Linked DNA regions of Homo sapiens: region 1 is linked to region 2. Evidence: read pairs that join two places in POLR2A ChIA-PET (ENCODE). Cell type or tissue: A673. All regions are shown on one strand.

Evidence for each region. ChIA-PET counts read pairs that join two places held together with the same protein. Peaks named below come from ENCODE experiments on the same cell type or tissue, not always from the same donor. Only the 100,000 strongest peaks of a DNase experiment are listed, where the experiment ranks them.
Region 1: POLR2A ChIA-PET joins it to region 2 with 9 read pairs; 5 of 35 experiments call an interaction of 5 or more read pairs at or near these places.

Annotation. Positions count from the first base shown.
Region 1 is chr17:29,511,120-29,519,119 of GRCh38, forward strand. TAOK1 (TAO kinase 1) reads left to right here. Exons shown (of 20, transcript NM_020791.4): 16 at 6,334-6,537. Among named protein-coding and RNA genes, the nearest start is that of ABHD15, 52 kb to the right of the region's middle. In A673, no CTCF peak of the experiment used is centred here; no DNase peak of the experiment used is centred here.
Region 2 is chr17:29,602,041-29,610,040 of GRCh38, forward strand. ANKRD13B (ankyrin repeat domain 13B) reads left to right here. Exons shown (of 15, transcript NM_152345.5): 2 at 5,702-5,837; 3 at 5,946-6,070; 4 at 6,155-6,200; 5 at 6,811-6,954; 6 at 7,046-7,235; 7 at 7,315-7,381. Among named protein-coding and RNA genes, the nearest start is that of ANKRD13B, 13 kb to the left of the region's middle. In A673, no CTCF peak of the experiment used is centred here; no DNase peak of the experiment used is centred here; H3K27ac peaks cover 427 bases.

The DNA.
Region 1 (8,000 bases), 91 kb before region 2:
TTAAATGATGACATTGATTATAATCAGTTACCCTTAACTGAGTCATTTAGTTGAGTAGGATTTAAAATGAATCATTTCCTGAAAATATACTTTTTTTATGTTTTTATTTTATATTTATTTATTTATTTTTGAGACAAAGAGTCTCGCTCTGTCACCCAGGCTCGAGTGCAGTGGCGCGCTCTCGGCTCACTTCAAGCTCTGCCTACTGGGTTCACACCATTCTCCTGCCTCAGCCTCCCTAGTAGCTGGGACTACAGGCGCCCACCACCACACCCGGCAAACATTTGGTATTTTTTTTAGTAGAGACGGGGTTTCACCATGTTAGCCAGGATGGTCTCGATCTCCTGACCTTGTGATCCGCCTGCCTCGGCCTCCCAAAGTGCTAGGATTACAGGCATGAGCCATCGTGCCTGGCCTTATGTTTTTATTTTTTGTGTGTATTTTTTGAGACAGTCTTATTCTGTTCCACGGGCTGGAGTGCAGTGGCACAATCATAGCTCACTGCAGCTTCGACCTCCCGTGCTCAAGCAATCCTGCTTTAGCCTTCCAAGTAGCTGGGAACACAAGCACACACCACCACTCCTGGCTGATTTTTAAATTTATTTTTTGTAGAGACAGGGTCTTGCCATGTTGCCTAGTCTGGTCTCAAACTCCTGGGCTCAAGCAGTCCGCCTACCTCGGCTTCCCAAAGTGCTGGGATTATAGGCATAAGCCACCGCACCTGATCACATTTATTACTTTAAAAGTAAACAATAATGTCTTACTTTTGGATCAGAAGATTATAATAATTTGTTTTTATGCCAATTTAAATGTAGAATAAGGGAGATATTTGCTTATCAGGTTTTTTTTAAGTAGAATATGCTGATTATTTCTTTGTGGCTACAGGGTTTCATATTTGTTTGCCCTTTCTTGTGCTGCCCGGCCTCCCCCCTACCCCCCGCTTTTTTTTTGAGACGGAAGTCTCACTCTGTCATACAGGCTGGAGTGCAGTGGTGTGATCTTGGCTCACTGCAGCCTCCCCTCCCCCCAGGTTGAAAGGATTCTCCTGCCTCAACCCCCCCGAGTAGCTGGGATTACAGGTGTGTGCCACCATGCCTGGCTAATTTGTATATATTTTTTTAGTAGAGACGGGGTTTCACCATGTTAGCCAGGCTGGTTTCAAACTCCTGACCTCAGACAATCTACCCACCTCGGCCCCCCAAAGTGCTGGGATTACAAGAGTTAGCCACCACTCCCGGCTCTTGTGCTGCTTTTTGTTTGTTTGGTTTGGTTTGGTTTGAGATGGAGTCTCACTCTGTTGCCCAGGCTGGGGTGCAGTGGCATGATCTCGGCTCACTGCAACCTTTGCCGCCTGGGTTCAAGTGATTCTCCTGCCTCAGCCTCTTGAGTAGCCGGCATTACAGGCGACTGCCACCACGCCTGGCTGATTTTTGTATTTTTAGTAGAGATGAGGGTTTCACCATCTTGGCCAGGCTGGTCTTGAGCTCCTGACCTTGTGATCCACCCGCCTCAGCCTCCCAAAGTGCTGGGACTACAGGTGTGAGCCACAACATCCAGCTGACAACTTTTTTTTTTTTTTTGGAGACAGAGTCTTGCTCTGTCACCCAGGCTGGAGTGCAGTGGCGCGATCTCGGCTCACTGCAAGCTCTGCCTCCCAGGTTCACACCATTCTCCTGCCTCCGGCTCCCGAGTAGCTGGGACTACAGGGACCCACCACCACGCCCGGCTAATTTTTTGTATTTTTGGTAGAGACTGGATTTCACCATGTTAGCCAGGATGGTCTCAATCTCCTGACCTCATGATCTGCTCGCCTTGGCCTCCCAAAGTGCTGGGATTACAGGCGTGAGCCACCATGCCTGGCCCGACAACTTCTTAAAGAGGATCATTATTCAAGATAGTCACTAGGACAGAAAAATGATATGTCTTTTAATTTACCCACCCCCCCCCCCGTCTTATAGGATGATTGAAATTTTTAGTTCATATAATTAATTAGCATACTGTGATACATCGATTGATTTTGATAAAATAAGTATAATCAATTTGATATTAATGATTTTTGTATGTGTAGGAATTTGCCTTATAATCAGATATGTATGTCTTGTTGTGTACCTATTGGTGGCACAAAGACTTGCTCTATACCTTGCCACGTGAGCTTCACTGACAAGATTTTTACAACTCTAAATGGTATAATTTGCAGTATACTCCCATGACTATAATTCGAAAGCCAAACTCTACTGGAAGTTTGAGTTTGAAACAATAGTAAATAGAGTTTCCAACTATAAATAAATCTCCAACAAAATGCAGTTGTTTTGTTTTCCAGTGAAATCAGACTTTAGCTTTATGGATTAGTTTGTTTAGATAATCCTTTAGGCATATACCATATAGTCAAACAAATAAATGCATTTTCTTTTAGAAGCTAAGTTGTTGTGTATGTATTTGTGTTCATTTAGAATAATGATTCTCAGTAGAGAGGAAGGGACATATCAGAGTCTTGGAGGGGAGAGTTCCCTGGCAGAAGATTTTGAAAAAGATACCCAGGTATGGCCAGGCGCGGTGGCTCACCCCTGTAATCCCAGCACTTTGGGAGGCCGAGGCGGGCAAATCACAAGGTCAGGAGTTTGAGACTAGCCTGCCCAATATGGTGAAACACTGTCTCTACTAAAAATACAAAAAAATTAGCCGGGCGTGGTGGCACATACTTATAATCCCAGCTACTCAGGAGGCTGAGGCAGGAGAATTGCTTGAACCCGGGAGGCAGAGGTTGCAGTGAGCCGAGATCGTGCCACTGCACTCCAGCCTGGGTGACAGAGTGAGACTCCATCTCAAAAAATAAATTAAAAAAAATAAAAAATAAAAAAATTAGCCAAGCATGGTGGCACACAACTGTCATCCCAGCTACACAAGAGGGTGAGGCAGGAGAATCCCTGTAACTTGGAAGGTGGAGGTTGCAGTGAGCTGGGCCACTGCACTGCAGCCTGAGCGACAGAGCTAGACTCTGCCTCGAAAAAGAAAAAGATAACCAGGTATATAGTCTACTTGTGTGCCCATGTTATTCCTTTCTCTTCCCATAGCGTGCATACACATAAACTCTTAAGTAATAATTTATGTGCTTTTTATTTTTATGTGTTTGAATATTTTATTAACTAAAGGGAAAGACCATGAATGAGGTCTAGTAGTCTCTGAAAAATGATCCTATACTAAGAAAAATGAGCTATTTATATTCTAAACAATGTTGATGGTGTTTTGTTTTGCTTTTTTTGAGACAGGGTTTCGCTCTGTCACCCATGCTGGAGTGCAGTGGCACAATACTGCTCACTGCAGCCTTTACCTCCCAGGCTGAAGCAGTTTTCCTACCTCACCCTCCCAAGTAGTTGGGACCACAGACGCATACCACCATGCCCAGCTAATTTTATAATTTATTTTTTGTAGAAACAGTGTTGCCATATTCTCCAAACTGGTCTCAAACTCCTGGGCTCAAGCAATCCTCCGGCCTTGGCGTCCCAAAATGCTGGGATTACAGATGGATGTGAGCCACCATTCCTGGCCACAGAATGCTAATACTAGTATATTTTTTACCAAAAGAGTATCAAGGCCAGAGTGGTGGGTGGCACATGCTTATAACAGCACTTTGGGAGGCTGAGGTGGGAGGATCGCTTGAGCCCAGGAGTTCAAGACCAGCCTGGGCAACATGTTGAGACCCTGTGTCTAGCAAAAAAAAAAAAAAAAATCATTAGCCAGGCATGGTGGGACACACCTGTGGTCCTAGCTACTCAGTAGTCTTAGGTGGGAAGATCACTGGAACCTGGGAGGTCCATGCTGCAGGGAGCTGAATTCGTGCCAGTGCATTCCAGCCTGGGTCACAGAGTGAAATTCGATCTAAAAAAAAAAAAAAAAAAAAAAAAATTCTAGTTTGCTCCATTGAGTATATTGCCAGTTTTTTCACATTGCTCAATATAAATGCATTCTTATTGAGATAGTTTATGAGCTGGTATGTAAAACAATGTGGAAAATCATTAATTTTGATTTGTTCAGTGGTTATTAATGCTGAAAATTAAATACCATTCATAAAGTATGTCTCTATTCTCCCATGGTTTTGTTTATTTTCCATTTAATTTCCAGTTTTCTTATGCTGAGTCCTTCCATAATTTTGCCAAAAACTTAGCATCAAGGATGTCAAAAACCAAGAAGCGAGATGTTTAACTGTATTTTTGTCCTAGTTCACTCGTGATTTTTACCTGAAAGTACTATCTTCTGTCTCTTCTTGGGAAGGTTTTAAAGAAGGATGTGTTTTACTTTATTAACCAATCATTGTGTACTTCGAAGTTAGGAACCATCAGAAACGTAGCTGTGCAGAGACAAAAGATACACATGTTTTCTGGTGTACATATCTCTCTTTCCTTTCCGATTGAGTGGGTAACTCAAGAAAGATCTAAAGGCCGGGTGCAGTGGCTCACACGTGTAATCCCAGTACTTTGGGAGGCTGAGGCGGGTGGATCACAGGGTCAGGAGATCGAGACCATACTGGCTAACATGGTGAAATCTCGTCTCTACTAAAAATACAAAAAATTAGCTGGGCATGCTGGCAGATGCCTGTAATCCCAGCTACTCAGGAGGCTGAGGCAGGAAAAATCACTGGAACCCAGGAGGTGGAGGTTGCAGTGAGCCGAGATCGCGCCACTGCACTCCAGCCTGGGCGACAGAGCAAGACTCTGTCTCAAAAAAAAAGAAAGATGTAAATACCACTTGCCTTCTAGAGGGCATTGCCCTGCCTGAGCATTAGAGAAAAAACACAATTAAGAACTTTTATTTGTTTATTTTAATTTTTATGTATGTATTTATTTATTTATTTATTTTGAGACGGAGTTTTGCTCTTGTTGCCCAGGCTGGAGTGCAATGGTGCGATCTCGGCTCACTGCACTGCAACCTCCGCCTCCCAGGTTCAAGTGATTCTCCTGCCTCAGCCTCCCGAGTAGCTGGGATTGCAAGCCTGCACCACCATGCCTGGCTAATTTTGTATTTTTAGTAGAGATAGGGTTTCTCTATGTTGGTCAAGCTGGTCTTGCGCTCCCAACCTCAGGTGATCTGCCCACCTCTGCCTCCCAAAGTGCTGGGATTACAGGCGTGAGCCACCGCGCCCAGCCAAGAACTTTTATTTAAAATTTACTGATGCAAAATGATAATATTCACGTAGGTAATTTTTATGGGGTTTTCGTTGTGTTGTTTTTGTTTTTCTGAGACTGGGTTTCACTCTGTCACGCAGGCTGGAGTGCAGTGGCACAATCTTGGCTCACTGCAACCTCTGCCTCCCAGGTTCAAGCAACGCTCCTGCCTCAGCCTCCCAAGTAGCTGAGACTCCAGACACGTGCCACCACACCTGGCTAATTTTTTTTTTTTTTTTTTGAGACTGAGTTTCGCTCTTCTTGCCCAGGCTGGAGTGCAGTGATGCCATCTCAGCTTACTGCAACCTCCACCTCCTGGGTTCAAGCGATTCTCTGCCTCACCCTCCCAAGTAGCTGACATTACAGGTGTGCACCACCATGTCTGGCTAATTTTGTATTTTTGGTAGAGGCCGGGTTTCTCCATGTTGGTCACGCTGGTCTCGAACTCCCAACCTCAGGTGATCTGCCTGCCTCAGCCTCCCAAAGTGCTGAGATTATAGGTGTAAGCCATTGCACCCGACCCCTGTTTTTTTTGTTGTTGTTGTTGTTGGTTTTTTTGTTTTGTTTTGTTTTTGAGACGGAGTTTCACCAAAGAGTGCAGTGGTGTGATCTTGACTCACTGCAACCCCTGCCTCCTGGGCTCAAGCAATTCTCCTGCCTCAGCCTGCTGAGTAGCTGGGAGTACAGGCCCATGCCACTGTACCCAGCTAATTTTTTTTTTTTTTTGAGACAGAGTCTCGCTCTGTCACCCAGGCTGCAGTGCAGTGGCGAGATCTCAGCTCACTGCAAGCTCCGCCTCCCAGGTTCACACCATTCTCCTGCCTCAGCCTCCCAAGTAGCTGGGACTACGGGCACCCGCCACCATGCCCGGCTAATTTTTTTTGTATTTTTAGTAGAGACAGGGTTTCACCGTGTTAGCCAGGATGGTCTCGATCTCCTGACCTCATGATCTGCCCGCCTCAGCCTCCAAAAGTACTGGAATTACAGGTGTCAGCCACCACGCCCAGCCTAATTTTGTATTTTAGTAGAGACAGTTTCGCCATGTTGGCCAGGCTAGTCTCAAACTCCTGACCTCAGGTGATCTGCCCACCTCGGCCTCCCAGAGTGCTGGGATTACAGGCGTGAGCCACCGTGCCAGGCCTATTTTTACCTGAGTTGTTTTTTATGTTGCCAGGAGCTAAATGAAAACCAGAGTACCCCCAAAAAAGAAAAACAGGAGTGGCTTTCAAAGCAGAAGGAGAATATACAGCATTTCCAAGCAGAAGAAGAAGCTAACCTTCTTCGACGTCAAAGACAATACCTAGAGCTGGAATGCCGTCGCTTCAAGAGAAGAATGTTACTTGGGCGTCATAACTTAGAGCAGGACCTTGTCAGGGAGGTAAGTTTGAGTGATGAGAAATTTTAAATCCTTTATCAAAAGAATCTTTCCTGAAAATATTCCAATTCCATTCTAGTCTCAGGGACTTTGCACTTATACTTGCCTCTGTCTGAATCATTCTTCCCCAGATATTCACATGGATTGTTTGCTCCCTGTATATCTTTACTCAGATGTCATTTCCTCAAAATCTCTTTCTTAACCACCAAAATTTTTTTTTTCAAGACAGTCTCTCCATGTCGCCAAGTATGGAGTGCAGTGGCTCCATCTTGGCTCAGTGCAACCTCCACCTCCTGGGTGCAAGTGATTTTCGTGCCTCAGCCTCCCAAATAGCTAGGATTACAGGTGTGCACCACCACACCCAACTAATTTTTGTATTTTTAGTAGACATGGGCTTTCGCCATGTTGGCCAGGCTGTTCTTGAACTCCTGGCCTCATGCGGTCTGCCCGTCTCAGCCTCCCAAAGTGCTAGGATTACAAGCATGAGCTACCATGCCTGGACTGCACCACCACATTCTTCTGCTTTCTTTAAATATTATTCTTTGCAGCCAGGTATGGTAACTGTAATCCGAACACTTTGGGAGGCCAAGGCAGGCAGATCACTTGATCCTAGGAGTTTGAGACCAGACAGGGCAACATGACAAATCCCTGTCTCTACAAAAAATATATGTATACAAAAAAATTAGCTGGGTGTTGTGGTGTGCACCTGTAGTGCCAGCTACCTGGGAGGCTGAAGCATGAATATTGCCTGAGCCCAGGAGGTTGAGGTTGCAGTGAGCCATGATCATGCCACTGCACTCCAGCCTGAGCTACAGAGCAAGACCCTGTCTCAAACAGACAGACAACTAACTAAATACATATGGTCTTCTTTGCACTCTCTTTCTCACATGAACATGTGTGTGTTCACAAAACCATGTGTTTCTGTAGGGTAGGGAGGTTGTTCCTGACTCCCTCACTACAATGGAAGTTTTATGAAATCACGGAATTGATGCAATTTTTTATATCTCCAGTTTCTGACTCACAGTAGGCATTCAATAAATATTAACCAATCCACAAATGAAAAATTTAAAATGTTGATTTTTATTTTTTATTTTTACTTTATCTATTTATTTATTTATTTATTTATTTATTTTGAAACAGAGTCTCGCTCTTTCACCCAGGCTGAAGTACAGTGGCAATCTCGGCTCATTGCAACCTCCGCCTCCCAGGTTCAAGCAATTCTCCTGCCTCAGCCTCTCAAGTAACTGGGACTACAGGCGTGCATCACCACACCCAGCTAATTTTTGTATTTTTAGTAGAGACGGGGTTTTGCCATGTTGGCCTGGCTAGTCTCCAATTCCCAACCTCAGGTGATCCACCCACCTCGGCCTCCCAAAGTGCTGGGATTACAGGTGTGAGCCACAGTGGCCAGCCTTGATTTTTACATATGAGGAAATTCACTGGGCAGTTTTTGCCTCTGACCTGAA
Region 2 (8,000 bases):
TCTTGGCTTTATCTTGGTATTAGTTTCCACAACAAATTACTACAAACTAGGTGGGTTAAAACAACAAATATTTGGCCGGGTGTGGTGGCTCACGCCTGTAATCCCAGCATTTTGGGAGGCCGAGGCGGGCGGATCACGAGGTCAGGAGATCGAGACCATGCTGGCTAACACGGTGAAACCCCGTCTCTACTAAAAATACAAAAAATTAGCCGGGCGTGGTGGTGGGTGCCTGTAATCCCAGCTACTTGGGAGGCTGAGGCAGGAGAATGGCGTGAACCGGGGAAGCGGAGCTTACAGTGAGCTGAGATCACGCCACTGCACTCCAGCCTGGGCGACAGAGTGAGATTCCATCTCAAAAAAAAAAAAAAAAAATTTATTCTGTCACAGTTCGGGAGACATAAATACAAATTTGAGATGTTGGCAGGGTGGCAGTCCTTCCAAAGGCTCTAGGGAAGAGTCCTGCCTTGTCTCTTTCAGATTCTGGTGACTGGGCCACAACCCTCTTGGCTTGTGGCTGCAGAACTCTAGTCTCTGCCTCCGTCTTCACATGGCCTTCCCACCTCTCTGAGTGTCTTAGAAAGACACCTGTCATTGGATTTAGGGCCCCCTGGGTGATCCAGGATTATTTCATCTTGAGATCCTTAACTTAATTATGTCTGCAAAGACCCTTTTTTGAAATAAGGTCTCATTCATAGGCTGTGAGGGTCAGAATGTGATGTGGACATGTCTTAGGAGGGGCACCATTCTTCAACCCACCATAGTAGTTTTTATCAAGTTTGGAAAAATTTTGGACGTTCTTTCTTTCTTTTATTATTTATTTACTTATTTTGAAATGGAGTCTCCCTCTGTCGCCCAAGCTGGAGTGCAGTGACACGATCTCGGCTCATTGCAACCTCCCCTTCCCGGGTTCAAGCGATTCTCCTGCCTCAGCCCCCAAGTAGCTGGGACTACAGGTGCCCACCACCACGCCTGGCTAATTTTTGTATTTTTAGTAAAAATGGGGTTTCACCATATTGGCCAGGCTGGTCTCAAACTCCTGATGTTGTGATCCACCCGCCTTGGCCTCCCAAAGTACTGGGATTACAGGCGTGAGCCACCGCACCCGGCCTATTTCTCTAAATTTGTCTTATTTGTCCTACTTCTTTATTCTGTCCTTTGGGATTCCAATAGATATATGTTACAATGCTTGATAATGTCTTACAGATTATGAGGCTCCATAGAGACAGGGTCTTGCTCTGTTGCCCAGGCTGGAGTGCAGTGGCGTGATCATAGCTCACTGCAGCCTCGAACTCCTGGGCTCAAGGGATCCTCCTGCCTCAGCTTCAGAGGAGCTGGGACTACAGCTGCTTGCCACCATGCCCAGCTAATGTAAAAGTTGTTTTGTTTTGTTTTGTTTTGTTTGTAGAGACAGAGTCTTGCTGTATTGCCTGGGCTGGTCTTAAACTCCTGAACTCAAGCCAACCTCCCGCCTTGGCCTCCAAAAGTGCTGGGACTATAGAAGCCCAGCCAACTTTATTTTTCAGTACTGTTTTTCTCCTCTGTGCTTCAGTTTGGAAAGTTCTATTGCTGTCTTCAAATTCACTGATTTTTAAATTGTGCAGTGTCTAATCTGCTGTTATTTCCATTCAGTGAATTTTTCATTTCAGTTACTGTACTTACTATCTTTAGATGGTCCACTGGGTTCTTTTTTATACCTCTCATTCCTCTCCTCATGAACATCTTTTTCATGTTTTTCTTTAAACTCTTGAGTATATTGAGCCATCTATCATCTTTATCATTTCTGAGTTTTGTTTCTATGAAATTATTTTTCTCCTGATTATAGGTTATATTTTCTTTCTTTTTTTTTTTTTTTTGAGATGGAGTCTCTCTCTCTGTTGCCCAGGCTGGAGTGCAGGGGCGCCATCTCGGCTCACTGCAAGCTCGATCTCCTGACCTCGTGATCCACCCGCCTCAGCCTCCCAAAATGCTGGGATTACAGGCTCACGTGAGCCACCGCACCCTGCCTATAAGTTTTATTTTCCTACTTTTTGGCATATCTAGTAATTTTTAACTGAATTTTGGACATTGTAAATATGATGTTAAGCATCTGGATTTGTTATTGTTCTTTAAAGAGTGTTGGGCTTTGTTCAGGCAGACTAGGTAAATTACTTGCAAATCAGTTTGACCTTTTTGAGGCTTTTTTTTTTGAGACAGAGTCTTGCTCTGTCACCCAGGCTTGAGTGCAGTGGGGCAATCTCAGCTCATTGCAGCCTCAACCTCCTGGGCTTAAGGGATCCTCCTGCCTCAGTCACTGAGTAGCTGAGGCTACAGGCACATGCTACCATACCTGGCTAATTTTTTGTATTTTTTGTAGACATGGGGTTTTGGTATGTTGCCCAGGCTGGTCTTGAACTCCTAGGCTCAAGTGATCTGCCTGCCTCAGCCTCCCAAAGTGCTGGGATTAGAGGTGTGAGCCACCGTGCCTGGCCTTTGATGCTAATTTTTCTTTTTCTTTTTCTTTTCTTTTCTTTTTTTTTTTTGAGATGGAGTCTTGCTCTGTCACCCAGGCCAGAGTGTAGTGGTGCAGTCTTGGCTCACTGCAACCTCCGCCTCCTGGGTTCAAGTGATTCTTGTGCCTCAGCCTCCTGAGTAGCTGGGATTACAGGCACCCATCACCAAGCCCGGCTAATTTTTTGTATTTTTAGTAGAGATGTGGTTTCGCCATTTTGGCCAGGCTGGTCTTGAACTCCTGACCTCAGGTGATCTGCCCGCCTCCGCCTCCCAAAGTGCTGGGATTACAGGCATGAGCCACTGCACCCGGCCTGAGGCTAATTTTTAATCTGTTAGGGTGGGTCTAGGTGAGCCTTTTCTCTAGGGATAGTTTAGCTCTACTGCTAAGGCATAACCCTTCTGAGGTCTGATTAAATATGCATCTCCACTCTAGGAGGCTGGAGCTTGATTATCTCCTTGCTTTTGGTGAGCTCTGAGAATTTACCATTTTATTGCTCCTTTTTGTGTGGTCTTACTGAGTTTCACTATACACATGTGAAGTTTAGTATTCAGGAAGACTTGAAGAGACCCCTATGCAGATTTCTGGAGTTTTTTGAGTAGTTTACTCTTTTCCAGAACTGTGCTCTGCTGCAACCTTTAATACCTTGGCTTCCCTGAATCCTGTCTCCATCTTCTCAACTCAGGAAGAGCACCATGCTCTGCTCGGGCTTCCCCTCCTTGAATTACAGTCTGGAATGTTCCTCCAGGCAGAAATCCAGGGATGTTACAGAGCTCACCTTGTTCATTTTCCTTACTTCAGGGATCACAGTTCTGGACTTCTAAAAACAGCTATTTCTCTTTACATATATTTTCTATATAGAGAAATATATATATATACACACACAAACACACACACACACACACATACACACACACATATATATATACACACACACGCATATGTATATATATATTTGAGACAGCGTCTCACTCTGTTGCCCAGCCTGGAGTGCAGAGGTGTGATGATACCTCACTGCAGCCTCAACCTCCCAGGCTTAAGCGATCCTCCCACCTCAGCCTCTGAGTAGCTGGGACTACAGGCACAGGCCATCATACCCGGCTAATTCTTTTGTATTTTTTGTAGAGATGGGGTTTTGCCATATTGCCCAGGCTGATCTCTAACTCCTGGGCTCAAGCAATCCGCCAACCTTTGCCTCCCAAATTGCTGGGATTACAGGGGTGAGCCTCTGTGCCCAGCCTTCATATATTTTGCAGCAATAATTTTCTCATTGTTTATGGTGGCAGAGTAATTTCATTTATTATGGTAGGAGTAGAAGCCTTTTTACTGGCGTTTTAATCAAGTTCAGAGAAGAGGAGGGAGTTACATGCATGTGGTCAGTTCACTGTTCCTTTTTTTTTTGAGACGGAGTTTTGCTCTTGTCGCCCAGGCTGGAGTGCAGTGGCATGATCTCGGCTCACTGCAACCTCCGCCTCCCGGGTTCAAGCGGTTCTCTTGCCTCAGCCTCCTGATTAGCTGGGATTACAGGCATGGGCCACCACGCCTGGCTAATTTTGTATTTTTAGTAGAGATGGGGTTTCTCCATGTTGTCAGGCTGGTCTCGAACTCCCAACCTCAGGTGATCTACCCGCCTCGGCCTCCCAAAGTGCTGGGATTACAGGCGTGAGCTACCGCGCCTGGCCTGTCAGTTCACTGTTCTTAACCAGAAGTCCTAGACTCTCGAAATATATTTAAATACTTATGCTTAAGACCGGGCGTGGTGGCTCACGCCTGTAATCCCAACACTTTGGGAGGCCAAGGCAGGCGAATCACTTGAGGTCAGGAGTTAGAGACCAGCCTGGGCAACATATCAAAACCCCGTCTCTACTAAAATACAAAAATTAGCCTGGCATAGTGGTGCTCGCCTGTAATCCCAGCTACTCAGAAGGCTGAGGCACAAGAATCGCTTGAACCTGGGAGGCGGAAGTTGCAATGAGCCAAGATGGCACCACTGCACTCTAGCCTGGGTGACACAGTGAGACTCTGTCTCAAAAAACAAACAAACAAACAAACAAACAAAACTTACGTTTAACAAACATGCTTTCTAAGCCAGGTGCAGGGGCTTGTAATCCCAGCTGCTTGGGAGGCTGAAACAGGAGGATTGCTCAAGCCTAGGAGTTTGAGACCAGCCTGGGTGACATAGTGAGACCCTGTCTCAAGTAAAAAAAAAAAAAAAAAAAAAAAAAAAAAAAATCTTTTGTCTGGGCACTGCGGCTCACACCTGTAATCCCAGCACTTTGGGAGCCCGAGCCAGGTGGATCACCTGAGGTCAGGAGTTCAAGACTAGCCTGGCCAACATGGTGAAAACCCATCTCTACTAAAAATACAAAAAATTAGCCAGACGTGTTGGCGAATGTCTGTAATCCCAGCTACTTGGGAGGCTGAGGCAGGAGAATCGCTTGAACCTGGGAGACGGAGGTTACAGCGAGCTGATATCACGTCATTGTACTCCAGCCTAGCCAACAGAGTGAGACTCCGTCCCCCCAAAAAAAACACAAAAAAAAACCCCAAAAAAAGCTTTTATCACTTTTATCACACAACAGAAATCTCATGCAATGTAATCATGTTATTCACAAAATTATAGGATTTGTACAAATTTTAATGCATAGTGTCCCACAAGCACAGGACATGGTTGTGAAATTGTATTAATACCATGAACTTGTTATTTCATTCCTGTCTGTGTATTACTGTAACCGTTTGTTAAACCTCACTCAGTGATAATGTCAGTGATCTAAATTGGTAGCTCTTCCTGAAGGTGGCCTGGGACCCTTAGGGTAGGTCTGGTCCCAGGTGAGCTCCTTGGCCAACAGCCTCTTTGCCACCCCACTTCAGTCCCAGGCTTATTCTTGGCAGGCAGGCCACTGGGCCCTGGAGGAGAGGACCCAGCCAGGGGCCCTTGGTGGACAGGAAGGGAGGAAGCCCTCCCTCTTCCAGAGTTACTTTCTGTCCTGTCTTCTAAGCCCCTTTCCATCCACGTGTCTGTCTTTCCGTTGCTCATAGTGTCTGTCTTTCCGTTGCCCATAGTGTCTGTCTTTCCGTTGCCTTGTGAGGTTGGTGAGGCAGAGCAGCCCCAGCAGGGGGTGGGGGTTGCTGCCTGCTCCAGGGCTGTCTGGCTCCGGAGGGCTGCCTCCGACGTGACTGGGGCTTTATCTTCCACTCCTCCTCCTCCTCCAGGTGGACATCGAGCAGCTGGATCCCCGCGGCCGGACTCCCCTGCACCTGGCCACCACGCTGGGGCACCTTGAGTGTGCCCGTGTGCTCCTGGCGCACGGCGCAGACGTGGGCAGGGAGAATCGCAGCGGCTGGACAGGTGGGCAGCCCTGCTCACCCCAGCCCCACAGCCGGGGCCTCCCCAGCATCATAGACCTATGGTTGGCTGAAGGGTCCTGCCCTGTGACCTTGCCTCGCCCTCCCCCAGTGCTCCAGGAGGCTGTGAGTACCCGGGACCTGGAGCTGGTGCAGCTGGTGCTTCGGTACCGGGACTACCAGCGGGTGGTGAAGCGGCTGGCGGGCATCCCCGTGCTCCTGGAGAAGCTGCGCAAGGTGAGGCCCAGCCTCTCAGCCTCCACGGGAGCCCTTGAGCCCTTCTCCAGTGCAGACTTAGCCTCTCTCCCCTTCGTCCTCCAGGCCCAGGACTTCTACGTGGAGATGAAATGGGAGTTCACTAGCTGGGGTAAGCGGGCTGCAGCAGGTCGCTTCTGGGCTCTCCCACTTTAGGTCCTGCGCTTGCTCCCCTGCCTGGAATGTGTTCTCATAGTTCTTCCGGCGGTTCCCTCTATGCCTTAGCTCAGCTCAGGGCCACCGCCTCAGCTAGGCCTTTCCAGATTGCCCCAGATACTGTCTTGACTCCATTATTATTCTCTTCACTCTGTCATGATTTGCTTACTGTATTCATGACCTGCCGCTCCTTGTTAGAAGGTAAGCTCTGAGAGGGCAGGAGTCCTGTCTTTTTCACTGTTGTATTCCCAGTGGCTGGAACACTCAGTAGGTGTTTCATAAATATTTGTTGAAAGAATGGATGAAAGAGTGAGTGAGTGAATTAACAAATGATGGACACTAGGGACTTAGTGGTGACAGAAACATGCCCGTCCCGACCTCAGGTTGCTCTTCTGTGTGAGTATGGTCTACACTGGCCAGGGAGGGGGTTTTGGAGGAGAGGCTGCTCTCTCTTCAGTTCCCTCCCCTGTTCCTGGCCACACGGATCCCAAACCCCATGCCCTGAGCTGGTCCAGGCCGTGTAGGCCAGACCAGTCAAAGCCACCTCCAACCTCCGCTTCCACCAGTGCCCCTGGTGTCCAAGATCTGCCCTAGTGACACCTACAAAGTGTGGAAGAGCGGCCAGAACCTGAGGGTAGACACCACACTCCTGGGCTTTGACCACATGACCTGGCAGCGAGGGAACCGCAGCTTTGTCTTCAGGGGCCAAGGTCAGGCAGGCAGGAAGTGGGGCAGGGTGGGGACGATGGGAGGCAGCCCCAGGCCACCCCTGATCCCCCTGTGCTGTTCCGTGTCTGGCAGACACAAGCGCCGTGGTCATGGAGATTGACCACGACCGCCGGGTGGTGTACACAGAGACTCTGGCACTGGCTGGGCAGGACCGGGAGCTGCTGCTGGCTGCTGCTCAGCCCACTGAGGAACAGGTGCTGAGCCGGCTTACCGCGCCCGTCGTCACCACTCAGCTTGACACCAAGAATATCTCCTTTGAGAGGTGGGTGGACATGGCCTTGGTCACCCTTGAGCCAGCCCGGTGGGGTGCCTGCCTCACCTGGACCACTCTGCTTCCCCAGGAACAAGACTGGCATCCTGGGCTGGCGCAGTGAAAAGACGGAGATGGTGAATGGGTATGAAGCTAAGGTGAGGCTGCAGCTCCCAGCTGCCAGCCCAGCTGCACTCTTGCCTACAGCAAGCTGTACAGGGGATTCTGACCTCCCTTCCCCAGCCCTGGAGGTACAGAAGCAATGCAGCGTGGTCAAGCACTTATATTTGGGTTCAAGGCACTTCTCTGGTGTTTTATATGGATGTATGGATGTATACACAGGGCACGTGCACACGCACACACACACACACATTTATTCCTCACAGCAACCCTTTCTGGTAGGTGCTGTTCTGTTAGTATTCCCATTTTACGCATGTTTATTGAGTCCTTTCCTTGGCATCCCATTTACTCTTCACAACAACCCCAGGAAGTAGGGATGATCGGTCCATTTTATGATGAGGAAATAGAGGCTTAGAGTGGTTCTGTGACCTGTACAAGGTCACACAGCTGTTAAGTGGCAGAGTTGGGGTTCAGATCCTGGCTGGCCTGACCCTAGAGCCAGGCCTTTATCCCTAAAAATGACTGCCTGGCTGGGCATGGTGGCTCATGCCTGTAATCCCAGCGCTTTGGGAGGCCGAGGTGAGCGGATCACCTGAGGTCAGTTCGAGACCAGCCTGGCTAACATGGTGAAACCCCGTCTCTACTAACAATACAAAA